Linked DNA regions of Homo sapiens: region 2 is linked to region 1. The links are chromatin contacts, found by Hi-C or POLR2A ChIA-PET in ENCODE. All regions are on one chromosome and are shown on one strand. Each heading gives the region's core, a stretch centred on a gene start or an enhancer-like site at or near the end of the contact. The rest is flanking DNA. Distances are from core to core; before and after follow the strand shown. Region 1 has its middle 18 kb from the start of ANKDD1A. Region 2 overlaps SMAD3 (SMAD family member 3).

Evidence for each region. Hi-C counts contacts between places; a loop is a spot of excess contacts on that map. ChIA-PET counts read pairs that join two places held with the same protein, here RNA polymerase II (POLR2A). Pooled maps may share reads with other maps.
Region 2: a loop to region 1 is called in a map with no recorded cell type, with 7 times the contacts of the local background. The contact joins two enhancer-like sites. A Hi-C loop is called at or near these places in 1 of 37 single-sample maps with no recorded cell type and 3 of 50 pooled maps. POLR2A ChIA-PET finds 5 or more read pairs at or near these places in 1 of 52 experiments (activated T-cell).

The regions. Positions count from the first base shown.
Region 1 is chr15:64,890,822-64,897,148 of GRCh38, reverse strand. No RefSeq gene overlaps it. Among named protein-coding and RNA genes, the nearest start is that of ANKDD1A, 18 kb to the left of the region's middle. RefSeq lists enhancers at 1,753-2,351, 3,146-3,455, 3,606-3,715 and silencers at 2,466-2,515, 2,556-2,605. Within about 2 kb of position 2,333, at least 37 of the 41 ENCODE cell types and tissues checked have a DNase peak (open chromatin) inside an H3K27ac peak, as active enhancers do.
Region 2 is chr15:67,082,429-67,088,755 of GRCh38, reverse strand. The region is part of intron 1 of SMAD3 (SMAD family member 3); the gene reads right to left. Among named protein-coding and RNA genes, the nearest start is that of SMAD3, 20 kb to the right of the region's middle. RefSeq lists enhancers at 4,987-5,066, 5,537-5,656. Within about 2 kb of position 3,440, at least 10 of the 41 ENCODE cell types and tissues checked have a DNase peak (open chromatin) inside an H3K27ac peak, as active enhancers do.

The DNA.
Region 1 (6,327 bases), core at 1,084-3,583:
GGGCCATCCAATACAGAGGGCTCGTTATAAGAGTGGGCTCTGGGGTACAAGTTCTGCCACTCCTTCACCTGCATGTGACCTTGGCCAGTCACCTATCTTCTTCAAGCCTCTCCTTCTGACACTGTGGTGTTCCTTACACATTGGAGGCCCTCATAAATGCTTTCTGAATAAGTCTGCCTGCAATATGCTTAACGCAGTGCCTGACCCAGAGAACATGCTCAGTAAAAGTCAACTATTTAAATCATCCCCATTTACAGATGAAGAAACTGAGACTCAGAAATGTAACTTGTCCAAGGCCTCAGGGCTGGGAAATGGTGGAGCCAGGTTCCCCTGTGCCCTGATCCATCAGTCCACCTCCCCTGCATGCTCCCCATTCTTCTCTGCCTCTGTGAAGCCAGCACAGATATGTCAGCCTCAGAGGGATGAATGGAGAAGCCAGAAACTCACACTCTGAGAACCCCTGAGGAGACAGGAGGTTCCTATCATCATGGGAGATACAAAGATGAATTAAAGTTTCAGCCGCTCAAAGGGCTGCCAGTCTGGAACTGGGAGCCACGGCGCCCGGAACAGAGTCTATCCCTACACAGAGGACCCAGCAAGCCTCAAGGGAGGGGCACCATCTGGGTTCCCAGTACACAATTGGCTCGTTGAATCACAAAGTTCACAAGAAATAGTGGCCACACAATCTGAATTTTAAAAGACAAGTCCAAGTTGCAAACATTTTCTCCTATTGTTATAATAGAGTATGAAGTGCCCCAAAGAATCCATTATTGTGGCACCTAAATGACCTCTCACAGCCAGGTGGATCACAAAAATCTATGTTATACCACACGTCCTAAGCTTGACTTGGGGAAAGAGGATCCCCATTATGCTAGACACACAGATGCCGGCTGCCCCCAGCCTCAGCCTCATGGGTGTATGCAGGTCCACACAGACTAATACCAGACAAGACAAAGGGTCACCCACTCTTGGGCTATTAGATGACATGGTGACTTGAGTTAGTGCCCCCTCCCCTTTCCAGCAGTGATCCTAACACCAGTGCTGGGCACTGTAAGGTCTGGAGGGGCCTTTGGTATCCCCAGAGAAAACAGACTGCCTTTGCATGCTTCTTGTCAGCATGAGAGGCAAGCCCTGGTCTAAGTGACACCGAGGTTGCAGCCAGGGTGTCTCTGACAGGGCTGCTGTCCTCAGATGTGAAGGCTTTGCTCCTCAGCCTCTTGCTACAGACCTCCCTCTCACATTAACTCCTGCCAGGACTTTTGGTTTCGGTTTCTGACAGCAGAAATAAGTTCTACCCTTTCCCTCTGTTGTCCTCCACACTTCCCCTCCTCCTACCCTACTTCCTTCACCCTTCTTCCTCCCACCCTAGTAGGAAATCCCCCCCCTGCCCCCACCCCCAGTCCCAGTCTGAGAGGGACAAAGAAGAAGAGAGGAATAGAGAAGGGACTGAGAAAGGGAGTTGCCAGAGACCTCGCTGCATCTTCGGGGCTTGGTGATCACTCACAAATCTGCAAATTGTGCCCTGTACAACTCAAGAGGACACCAGTCCTCTCAAGTCACCAAAATTTGCATATTTATTAGCACACTTTTCAGACAGATGGCAGTAAAGTGTCTTGAGAAGGAACAGTCTGAAGCTCTGGAGTGGGGTTAAAGGGCTGAATGCCTTTCGGCTCTCATCTCCTAGAAGCCCCAAGGCACCCCCAGTCCTTGAGCTGTAACCCACTTATCCCTCTTTGCTCAACTTCCCAGCTGGGCTAGAACCCCAGTGAGACTCTGGCTCAAAAGAGGCTCGCCAATCTAGGTCCATTTGTGGGGCCCCAAGCAAGTCTCTTCCTCACTAGGCCTCAGTTTCCCCATCTGTAATATGTAAAGAGAACAAAAGGATCTCTAAGCGGCCATCTATATTTAACAGCTGAGTCTGTGCAGAGGGTGCCTGGAGGCAGATGATTACAGTTGGGTTGCAGCCTCAGGGTCCCTATTTCTCTGAAGGAAGGAGGTTGTTGGTTGTTCCGTTGACTGAGAGCAGGGGTCAGAGAGGATTCTTTTGTTGAAGAATATCAAGAGGGGCTGTGTGACCTGGGGCGGCTCCTCTAACCTCTCTAAACCTGTTACCTCCCCTATGAAATAAAGGTGGTAATATTCACCTTGCAGGTGGCTGTGACGACTGAAGGGAGTACTGCATGCAAAAGTGCTGGCGTGGAGGAGGCGGCAGAAGAGGGCGGCGGCGGGGCACGGCAGCCACTGCCTGAGCTCAGGCTCCAGGGCAGGAAACCCACCTGACAGGCCACTCCTTCAGCTCGCCTCCCCCAGTGGGCTCCCTCCCCTCTCTCTGCAGGGCCACACCTCTGGGAGGATGCTCAGGGCTTGCACAGCGCTGAAGGAACCCCAAGGAGCCTACACCCCTTAGCCTGTCATGCCAGGCCCTCCCCTACCTACGCCCCGCGGCCACTCCCCACCCAGCCCCCCCGACCTGCTCGACACCCCCAAACAAGCCATGCACACCTCCCTGCCTTTGCCCAGGCTGCATCCTTTCCGGGTCACATGCCCTTCCCTCTCCCCCTCCTCAAGACAGCTAAATCCTGCTCATTGTTTAGGGCCCAGCTCAAATGTCACCTTCTGAGAGAAACCTTTCCCTGCCCTTCCAGTAAAGAAAATACTCATTCTTCCTGTTGCCTCCCTCAGCCCCGCATTCAGTCCCGTCAGGAGTGCAGCTGGGCTCCAGTCCGCCACATCCCCTCGCGGAGCCCCCAGTGCCTTATCTAGAAAATGGAGGTAAATCGTCCCTACTTGGGGGGCAGGACGAGTTCAATAAAATGGGACACGTCGGGCGTCTAAACATAGCGTGGGGCCCACAGTAGAGCCCGGCGAGTCCAACCAGTCAGCCTCGCACTGAGAGGGAAGCGCGCGCCAGGCCCCGTTTCCAGCCTCCTGTAAGTCCTCCCGGAAGACCAGTTCACAGCTCATTGGAAGATCAACCAGGATTGACAGGTTCCCAGCCCAATGGCTGGCCGAGCCCGAGAATGGCTCGGGAGCAGGTGGTCGGCCCCTTCCCCTCTCTGGGGCCTCTACCTGCGGAAGGCAGGGCGGGGGGCCTGGTTTCCACAAGCTGCCTGTGTCAGCCTGTGGGGCCGGCCGCCCCACTGATGACTCAGGTCTCCTCCCCACCCTTCCCCTTCAGGAAGAGGCCCTGTCATAATCGCAGTTGTACTACATAAAAATAGCTTCGTTTCACAGTGACATGAGCACAGCCCTTTCCACTGAGGGAAGAGGAAGGCAGTTTCCCCCTACGCGTTCCCCGGGTCCCTCTTCAAAAGCGGATCCTCGGGTGGGGGCTTCACACTTCTCAGCAATAGCTTCATCAGCGGCTTCCTCCCCGGCTTCGGCGCTGAAGGCTTTTTTTACCGCTTTGCGACCAGCTTCTCACCTTTTCTTATTTGGCCCTCACGTCAGAGACGGCAGGCAGCTGAGGTTGCTGTTCCCATTGTGCAGGTGTGGAAACCCAGGCCAGAAGAGGGGAGGTGACTGGCCTGAGGTCACACAGCAAGCTCGCGAGAGCCGAGTTGGGGGCCCTGACTCCTTCACCGAGTTCCTTACGCGCCTGCATAGGCCTCCTCCTAGGAAAGTACTGTGGCCACAGCCAGGGCACCAAGAAAAAGGAGAGGCGAGGAAGGCTGGACGGAACACAGATGTGAGGGGCAAGACATTCATGCAACAAACATTTGTCTGGCCGGGTGAGGTGGCTAACGGCTGTAATCCCAGGACTTTGGGAGACCAAGGCGGGCAGATCACCTGAGGTCAGGAGTTTGAGACCAGCCTGGCGAATATGGTGAAACCCCATCTGTACTAAAAATACAAAACAAATTAGCCAGGCGTCATGGCGCACGCCTGTAATCCCAGCTACTCGGGATTGGAACCCAATGACAAATTGGTGGTTTCCCTGTCAGTCAGGCCTGTTAGACTGAGAGCAGCCCCTCCAGGCCCAAGACTGATGAGTCTCAGCCATGAGGCCCAGCCTGGGGTGTGGGGGCCTTTGCTGCCCATTGAATCCCTGCAGTGCAGCCACTGAGGAAACCCTGCCTGGTCTTGTGGTCTCTGCTCTTCCCCCTCAAATCCACCCTCTACTATCAAAATGTAAGGCAGGTCAGAGGGCACAAGCTGGAAGCCTATAAATGGGTATCTTGTGGCACTAGAAAGAAAGGCACGCTGTGTTCCCAGCTGGGTGCCTGAATGCGTAGGAGTATGGGCAAGTGACTGTGTGTGTGCACATGGTTGTGTACAAACTTGGGGTGTGTGTGTCTTAGTCGGTTTTCTGTTATTTGTAACAGAGTACCTGAAACTGGGTAATTTATAAAGAAAAGGAATTCTTTCTTGCAGTGCTGGAGAATGAGAAGTCCAAGGTTGAAGGGCTGCACCTTGTGAGGTCCTTCTTGGTGGTGGGGACTCTGCGGAGTCCTGAGGCCCTGAAGGGCATCACATGGTGATGGGGTTGAGCATGTTAGCTCAGATCTCTCTTCCTCTTATTATAAAGCCAACAGTCCAATTCCCGTGATAACCCATTAATCCATGAACCCATTAATCCATTAATCCATGAATGAATTAATCTATTCATGAGGGCAGAGTCCTCATGGCCCAATCACCTCTTGAAGATCCCACTTTTCACTACTGCCACATTGGGGAATAAGTTTCAACATGAGTTTCAGAGGGGACAGATATTTAAACCTTAACTGTATGTCTGTGTTTGTGTGTGTGTTTGTGTGTGTGTGTGTGTGTGTGTGTGTGTGTGTGTGTGTAGCTGCTGTGGTTGTCAACTCAAAGTGAAAAAGCCCTCACTTCCTGTTAAGAATCAATTACAGCAGTTTTTATAGAAGCTCTAGCTCTCCCTGTGGGGATCACAGGAGCCTGGGAGGAGAGGTGGGAAGGCAGAGCAGGAAGAATGTCTTCCCTGAGCAGTGCTGGGAGCAAGATCAGGACTGCACATCCAAGACTCCAAGTTCATGTCCCACTGTGCTGTCAAGTCACTGCATGACATAAACAAGTCACTATACCTCTCTGGTTCCCTTTCTGTAAAAGCAGGAGGGAAGGTGAGACCAAATGATCCCTAACCCTTTCTCCTTTTTGGAGACTCAGATTAGTATCCAGAGTGCACTCTCCAGAGGGAGACACCAGGCATGTCGTCCACTCCACATTGGTCTAGCCCTTCCTAGACCACTGTGGAAACACCTAGACCCTTTCCTGAGGTTGTCTGGGGGAGGGGACAGGGAAGGAGTTTCCAGTAGGGAAGGGCTTAGTGGCAGCCAGCCTCCCACTCTCATCAGCAACTTCTTCTCCTCCACCATCCCACACTGCCCTGCTCCCTCCCAGTTCCCACATCCTTGACCAGAGGAGAAACACAAATTAGTTGCTCAGTAGGAAAAGGCAGGAGCCCCTGCCCCTTCTACCCATCCCATCTGCAATGGGAGAGGGGAAGTGGGGAAGAGGGCTGGGTTCACAGTCAAAACTGGCCTCCTCATTTTACAGATGAGCAAACCCACACCTAGAGAGAGGCATTGAGTACCCACTCAAGGGCATACAGCAAGACAGTGGGAGTGCCAGGATTGAACCCAGCGTCCTATAAGCCTTTCCATATCATCAGGCTGCCCCTCTGAGGAGGGTCTCTAACTAATTCCCACATCCACTGAGAACAGAACACAAGAGCAGGAACTGACTTTGCAGCAAGGGGACTTAGGCTGGACACCAGGAGGCACTTCCCCCTGGGCTTGGTCAACTCCAGGACAGGTAGCAAAGGAGTGCTCACCTCCTCCCAGCATGCCTTTAGAGTAAGATACCCTGAAATGCAATAGCTCCCTGTGGTTAGGAAGAAAGCTAGAGAGACCAGGCTTCCAGGCAAAGTTACTCTGCTGGGATGGAGGGAGGATCCAGGAGAAGGAAGAAAGCTACTATGGCCAAGGCCATCCTCAGTACTCACTCCCATTTCCCACCACAGCTGTGAGAGGATCCCATTTTACAGAAAAGAAAACTGAAGCCCAGAGAGGTAAATTACTTTCCCAAGGTAACACGGCTAGAAAGTAGTGAGACCTGTATGGTATAACCCCCAAAATCTTTGTTCTCTCCACTGAGTGGTTTCCCAAAATGTGGACCCCAAGATGAATTTAAAACCTAGAGCCAGACTATGGTGGCCCATGCCTATAGTCCCAGCTACTTGGGAGGCTAAAGAAGAATTGCTGGAGCCCAAGAGATCAAGGCCAGCCTGAGGAACATAGAGAGACCCCTCTAAAAATTTTAAAAATTAGGCTGGGCACAGTGGCTCATGCCTGTCATCCCAGCACT
Region 2 (6,327 bases), core at 2,191-4,690, 2.2 Mb before region 1:
AGGGTTTCACCATATTGGTCGGGCTGGTCTCGAACTCCTGACCTCGTGATTCGCCCACCTCGGCTCCCAAAGTGCTGGGATTACAGGCGTGAGCCACCGCACCCGGCCTTAGCATCCCCTTCCCACCCTAGAGCAGCTGCCCCCTCCCACTCGGGAGCATTCTGAAATAGCCTTCCTAGCAGCGCTGAATTAAAAGTGGTGTGAAGCAGCAGCCAAACACCACTGTGTTTCCCTCGCTACCGCCCCACCGCTTGGGCCCTGGGCAGCTTTGCTGCATTTGTGAGGTTTTCTCCCACAGCTTTTCTCGCCTGCCTCCCCCGCTTCCACGTGTTTTCACACTGGCAGATGCTCTCACCTAGCCTGGGCTGGATTCTCTGTCCCAGTGTTTCTATAGTGGGCTTCCCTAGGCCCCTGCCCACCCACCTCACCTCCTCCAACCCAACAAGTAAAGCTAAGACAAGAACAGTGAGATCCCAAGTCTATCGGGAAAGCCGTTTAGCATCAAGTAACCCTACTGTGCACCCATCTTCTGGGCCACGGGCTCCAGGGAGAATTAGTCCCAGGTTTGGGACTACAGAAAACCAACCCCAGACCAGAATTACACACAGCAGCACTTTATCACTCCTCCTGCGATAAAGGTGAGAGTAGGGGATAAACTAACAAATGTGTGACCCCTCTCCGCTCCAGCTCAAGGTTTTTATTTTTATTCTTCTAGTTGAGACGGAGTGATCACATCTGAGCTGTCAATCAGCTGGGCCATGTCAGTACAAGAACTCTGATCTAAACCATGGCTTCCAAAGGGCTTGGCTTGCTCCACCCATTTCAGGCAGGGCTGGCATCACAGCAAAAACAATTTCAAAGCACAGAGACCATAAACACAAAATTAAAAGGTAAAGTAAAAAGGGAGGAGATGTTTACTGGAAACTTAAGTTCTGCTGCCCAGAAAATATAAGTCTTTTTTTAAACACATGCACAAACACACACGTCTATATAATGCCTCTGCCACCTCCCCCACCACCTTAAGAAATGCATACTTTGCTCTATACAGGGCTTTCTTATCTGCTCCTGATTACACTCAGCTAGTGACCATGAAATCTGGAATAATCACCCGCCGGGAAAGGAAAGCCTTGGCCACAACCAGGGCCTAACAAAGCCAGCTCTGCATTTACTGATGATCACACAACTTGCTCACATGACAATCTTGAGTTTTCTGATGCACAGATAATCACTCCCATCCATACCTGAAATGCAGCCACAGCTGAGAGGGTGCCAGGTGCCTACTGAAACCAAGAACAATCCTATTACACGGTATCTTAGGGTCCAAAGAGAAAAGAGTTTCCAACTGAAACTATGCAGGAAACTCAGGTGGGCAGATGGTAATCATCAAAGCAGGGATCTGGCAAAGAACACCCCCCCACTTGCAGACAAAGAAAAAACCTAGAGGAAAGTGTATTCCTGAAAGCAGAGAATTTTCATGGGAGCAAGAACATGAAGTCATTCTTGCTGCCAGTGAGGTGCCAACTAAGGCTGCTTCCCAGAGACACTGACATCACGTTAGAAAGGAGAAGAGGCTGGTGCTGTGGCTCATGCCTGTAACCCCAGCACTCTGGGAGGCTGAGGTGGGCAGATCACCTGAAGTCAGGAGTTCAAGACCAATCTGGCCAACATAGTGAAACCCCATCTCTACTAAAAATTAGCCAGGTGTGGTGGCAGGCGCCTGTAATACCAGCTACTTGGGAGTCTGAGGCACGAGAATCGCTTGAACCTGGGAGGTGGAGGTTGTAGTGAGCTGAGATCGCACCACTGCACTCCAGCCTGGGCAACAAGAGCGAAACTCCGTCTCAGAAAAAAAAAAAAAAAAGGAGAAGATATGCAATGTGATAGTGGGACCCGAGTGACTTGCTTTTGCTTGCTCAGGTCCACGTTCCTTGATCCATGTGTCCCATTCCACTCTCCATGCTCTGTCTTCTGATCCTCACTGTGTGGCCAGGACATAGAAGGTCTTCACTGCTATCACGTGACACTATAGTTCCTGAGGGCAGGAACTATATTTTCCATTTCTAAGAGTGCCTTGACAGATTCCTCATTGAGCTGAGAAAATAGCAACCTACATCTGGCATGTGTCTACAACTGCATCTCAAACCTTGTTATTTGTAAAGCTTCTCATACCATCCCCCTTCATCTGTGAAAGCCCTCAAGGGCTTTCAGCACTGATATAGTCTCCCCTCCTAGGGCGCATTTCACACCAATTAAGGATCCACAAGCCCATCCCTTTACCTGAATGAGATATTCCAACTTAGCTGCCCCTTCCCAGTTTGACCTTTTCTGTTAATATTTTAATGCAGAGAGATGTGTCCCATCAGATTTCTTAGGCTGTAGATACTGATTCCCTTCAAGGGCTGTTTAGATGCTACTGCTGATGAAGTGGCAGGACAGGATGCTCTCAGCCAAAGACAGGGACACTCTCTCACCAAAGCAGCAGGGAGTAACACACACCCCTACAGCCTTCACAGCCCCTAGAATCCACCGGGGCAATGCCAAAGAACTGACACTAAGGTATGCTGGAGTTGGCTAAGGCCTCTAACTTAGTTTCATGAAAAAAGTGTGGGCATTTGTAAGGGCCTGTTTAATCCATTCCAGCTCCACCCCCCTGCACCACCCCCCACTTTGTACTGTGAGTTTCTGAGCAGAAATAACCAACTACAGATGGTTTCACTACTTCAAAGATGTTGAGAAACCACTGACCCAGAGATAGGAGGGAACTGGAACTCCAAACCTCAGGGCAACTACTCACCACCAGCACTTGTGGTGACCAAATCAACACACTTCCAGAACCTAGAGCTGTTCTCTGTGTATGTGTGTGTGTGTGTGTGTGTGTGTGTGTGTGCACGCTTTTTTTTTGACCAACCACTATCACTTTCCACCCAGAACAGATGCCTGTAACACTGAACACAGCTTTACATAAGCATCTATGGCTGTGATTCTCAATCCCGGCCACATACCGGAATCACCTAGGAAAGTTAAAAAACATGGATTTCCCCAGGCCGGCCTGTAGAAATTTGAAATTCACTGGTCTCCAGGGGTGGTCTGAGCATCAAAATTTTTAAAAGCAGCCATGGTTGAGAACCTTCCATGGTAACACCAACAACCAATTGCAAATCATGAGGAATCAAGAATCCTAGCCCTCACAGCCCACCCTGAACCCCAAACCTCTTTCCATCCTGTCCTCAACTGCAGGCCCCCATTTCTAGTCCAGAGTTGACTATACAGTGATTCTGAAACTATTCAAATGAGTAATAGAGTCATTTCTTTGAATGCAAGTGCAGGAATCAGAGTTTTTAAGGTGGAAGAAACTTTAAAATCCTGCTAAGCCAACACCTTCAGTTTATAGAAGAGGAAGCCAGGGGCCAGGGCAGAAAAGTGACTCACCCAAGGTCCTGAAGCTGGTTCACAATGAGGCAGACCTAGAACCCAGGCCTGCTGCCTCTAATTCTCTCTCCTCCACACCAGAGGAGCCCCTATGGTGACAGCCGCTGGACAAAAACGGTGACAAAGGATGGGTCAGTTGTTTACTGAGCCGTATGCTTTCAGAGGCCATCCTCTAAATGCTTCACCTCTGAAATGCTCAGTCTCCTCACTGGCCTTAAAACAACTGAGGGCAAATATAGCCAAGATAGTGCTTCTCTTTAAAGATTCCCGAGCATCCTAGTCGATCATAATCCTCAAAGAATATACTTTCCGGCTGTCTGAGGTTCATGAAAAAAGCCATTAGCACAGAGTCTAACCCAGGTTTGAAAGGGCACTCTGTTGAGCAGCAGGTCTGAGGGACTGAAGCCAGCAGTAGATTCTAGTTTCTTACGGATAAGAGAGAGCTGATTGTTGGTTTCCACATCTCTAACCAACCTGTGAACACGTTTCCCTTCCTTCCTGTATTTTTATGGCACTACGGTTGGAATGCAGCCGGTGCCTAGAAGCACAGAAAACCTGTGCTTCAGGCTAAATTTGAATTCCTCTTTGCCTGCAGACTGATTTCCCCTACCCTGGGAGTCGGTTCTCAGGGGAGGTCTCATTTCACCCTGGGACGCTCCATGAGGGCAGAGCTATGTGTGACCATCCTCATCAGCAACGCATTGCAGCTCCTGGACCACTGTGTCTGATGGCACCACCACCAACAAAAGAAGCTCAGTAAATATGTGATGAATTAAACAACAATGATAATACAATTAAATAGGTCATTAAGGAATGGTTCCCCTCTGAAGGCAGAGCATCAGATGAAAACTTAGATTTGTCCCCCAGGAAAATATATGCATTGAGAAAACAGCCAAAGGCAAGAAGCCAAGGAGAGTTCAGAGGGCTATCATGAAAATCTGAGACTGGCCAGGCACGGTGGCTCATGCCTGTAATCCCAGCACTTTGGGAGGCCGAGGCAGGCAGATCACGAGGTCAGGAGATGGAGACCATCCTGGCTAACACAAAGAAACCCCGTCTCTACTAAAAATACAAAAAAAAAAAATTAGCCAGGTGTGGTGGCAGACGCCTGTAGTGCCAGCTACTCGGGAGGCTGAGGCAGGAGAATAGCATGAACCCCGGAGGCAGAGCTTGCAGTGAGCCGAGATCGCATCACTGCACTCCAGCCTGGGCGACAGAGCGAGACTCCATCTCAAAAAAAAAAAAAAAAAAAAAAAGAAAAAAAAAGAAAATCTGAGAACGGATACACAGATTCTTTCAGATTCTCCCTTCAAGCTTGTCATTTTGTAGAAGAGAAGACCAACACCCAGGAAGTCAAGTTGACTTCCCCAAAGTCATAAAGCCCATCTCCACCAGCAAGAGAGGCCAAGGACCCTCAACCTCACCCAGAAAACAGGATGCTAAGATCACAGTTTCTTTGGGTCTCATTTTATTTGTTCACTTGCTAATTCAACACTTTTTAGAACCTGGGGGCTCCAGTAATCATGAACATCAGAGTAGGTTGTGTGAGGAGAAAGAAGAAGAAATGGCAAACATTCAATTTCAGATATTGTAGGGATGTTCAGGTATTGTCCAGAGAGCAGCTGGAGCTGAGGGGTCCCTAGCTCTGGAGAACTGCAGATCTGGAAGATATCCCCACATTGAAAGCACACGAAACCCAGGGAGAGCAGAAGTAGTTTGAACTGCAATTCTGACTCAGCCCAGCTGGGCAGAATGATGTCCAGCATATGGTTTGATTTTCTCATCGTTGAAGTTAAAGCAGATAGCAAAAAATAAAAATAAAAAAACACAGTGGCCAAAAGATGACATTTAAAAAGATCCCTGGATCAAAGCCTTTTTGTGAGTACTGTTATTTCATCCTCCTCCTAACGGTAACCACTTCCCACATGAACCCCAGTAAGGCAACCGTGCAGCCCACAAGAGAGATAGAAATATGACCACACTTCCCTCTTATAAACAGGCGATGGTAAACATCTGAGACCACTGGTCCACAGCCGTGGTTAAACAAAGGGTTGGGGGCACCCTGGCATGGCCGTCAGGGCCTCCGTCTCCCCAACAGGCTGACGCTCTATGAGTGGTGAACTTGGACCATTAACTTCAGAACTGAGGCAAACAGAACCAGCCTCGCACTGCGGCAACTTCGTCTGGTTTCATGCCCCGGCTCACCTGGCCACTGCTTCTGGAAACTGAAGAATTTTCCAGGAAAGTAGCTGTTGGTTCCAGGCCCATGCTCAAAGGCACCTCTCTCTGCTCCACCAGGACAAGACGGCAGGAAGACAACTTACGTATTTACTGGAGTGCCCACCCCATGCCAACCCTCACCTCTTGGATCAGTAGCAGTGATAGATTCTTTTTTTAAACAATCAGAGCAAAAACTGTAACTCTTTTAATCAAGCAAGAAAAACAAGAAGACCTCAAAAAACTAATTAACTCTGAGATGTTCCCTGGGGTTCCAAGTTATCCCAGCTCCTAGATCAATAGGAAAACAAAACACGAGGCCTTGGGACAGGCTCTGTTTTCTCTGAATTGGAATGAAAGGGCACTTGCACACTTGAAGTTAGTGATTAGCTCTTTGCGACTGAAGACTCAAGGGTATTCCCTATCTGCAGAAAGTTCCGTCCGACGACGGCAAAACTTTATATAATTTGGACAGGACTTTGTTTTTAACCACTAAACATTTATAGAATTTTTATGTCTTCCTATATATATGCTTTCAGAGAAAGTTTCCAGCAGATTCAAAACAAGAGAGATGCACAAAGATACTAAACATGCAATTAAACTGCATATGGTTTTGAAGCTAGAACACAGTGAGAAACTTTAGAAAATTTCCCCTGAGGGAGGAGGCTCTCAGCGCTGTGC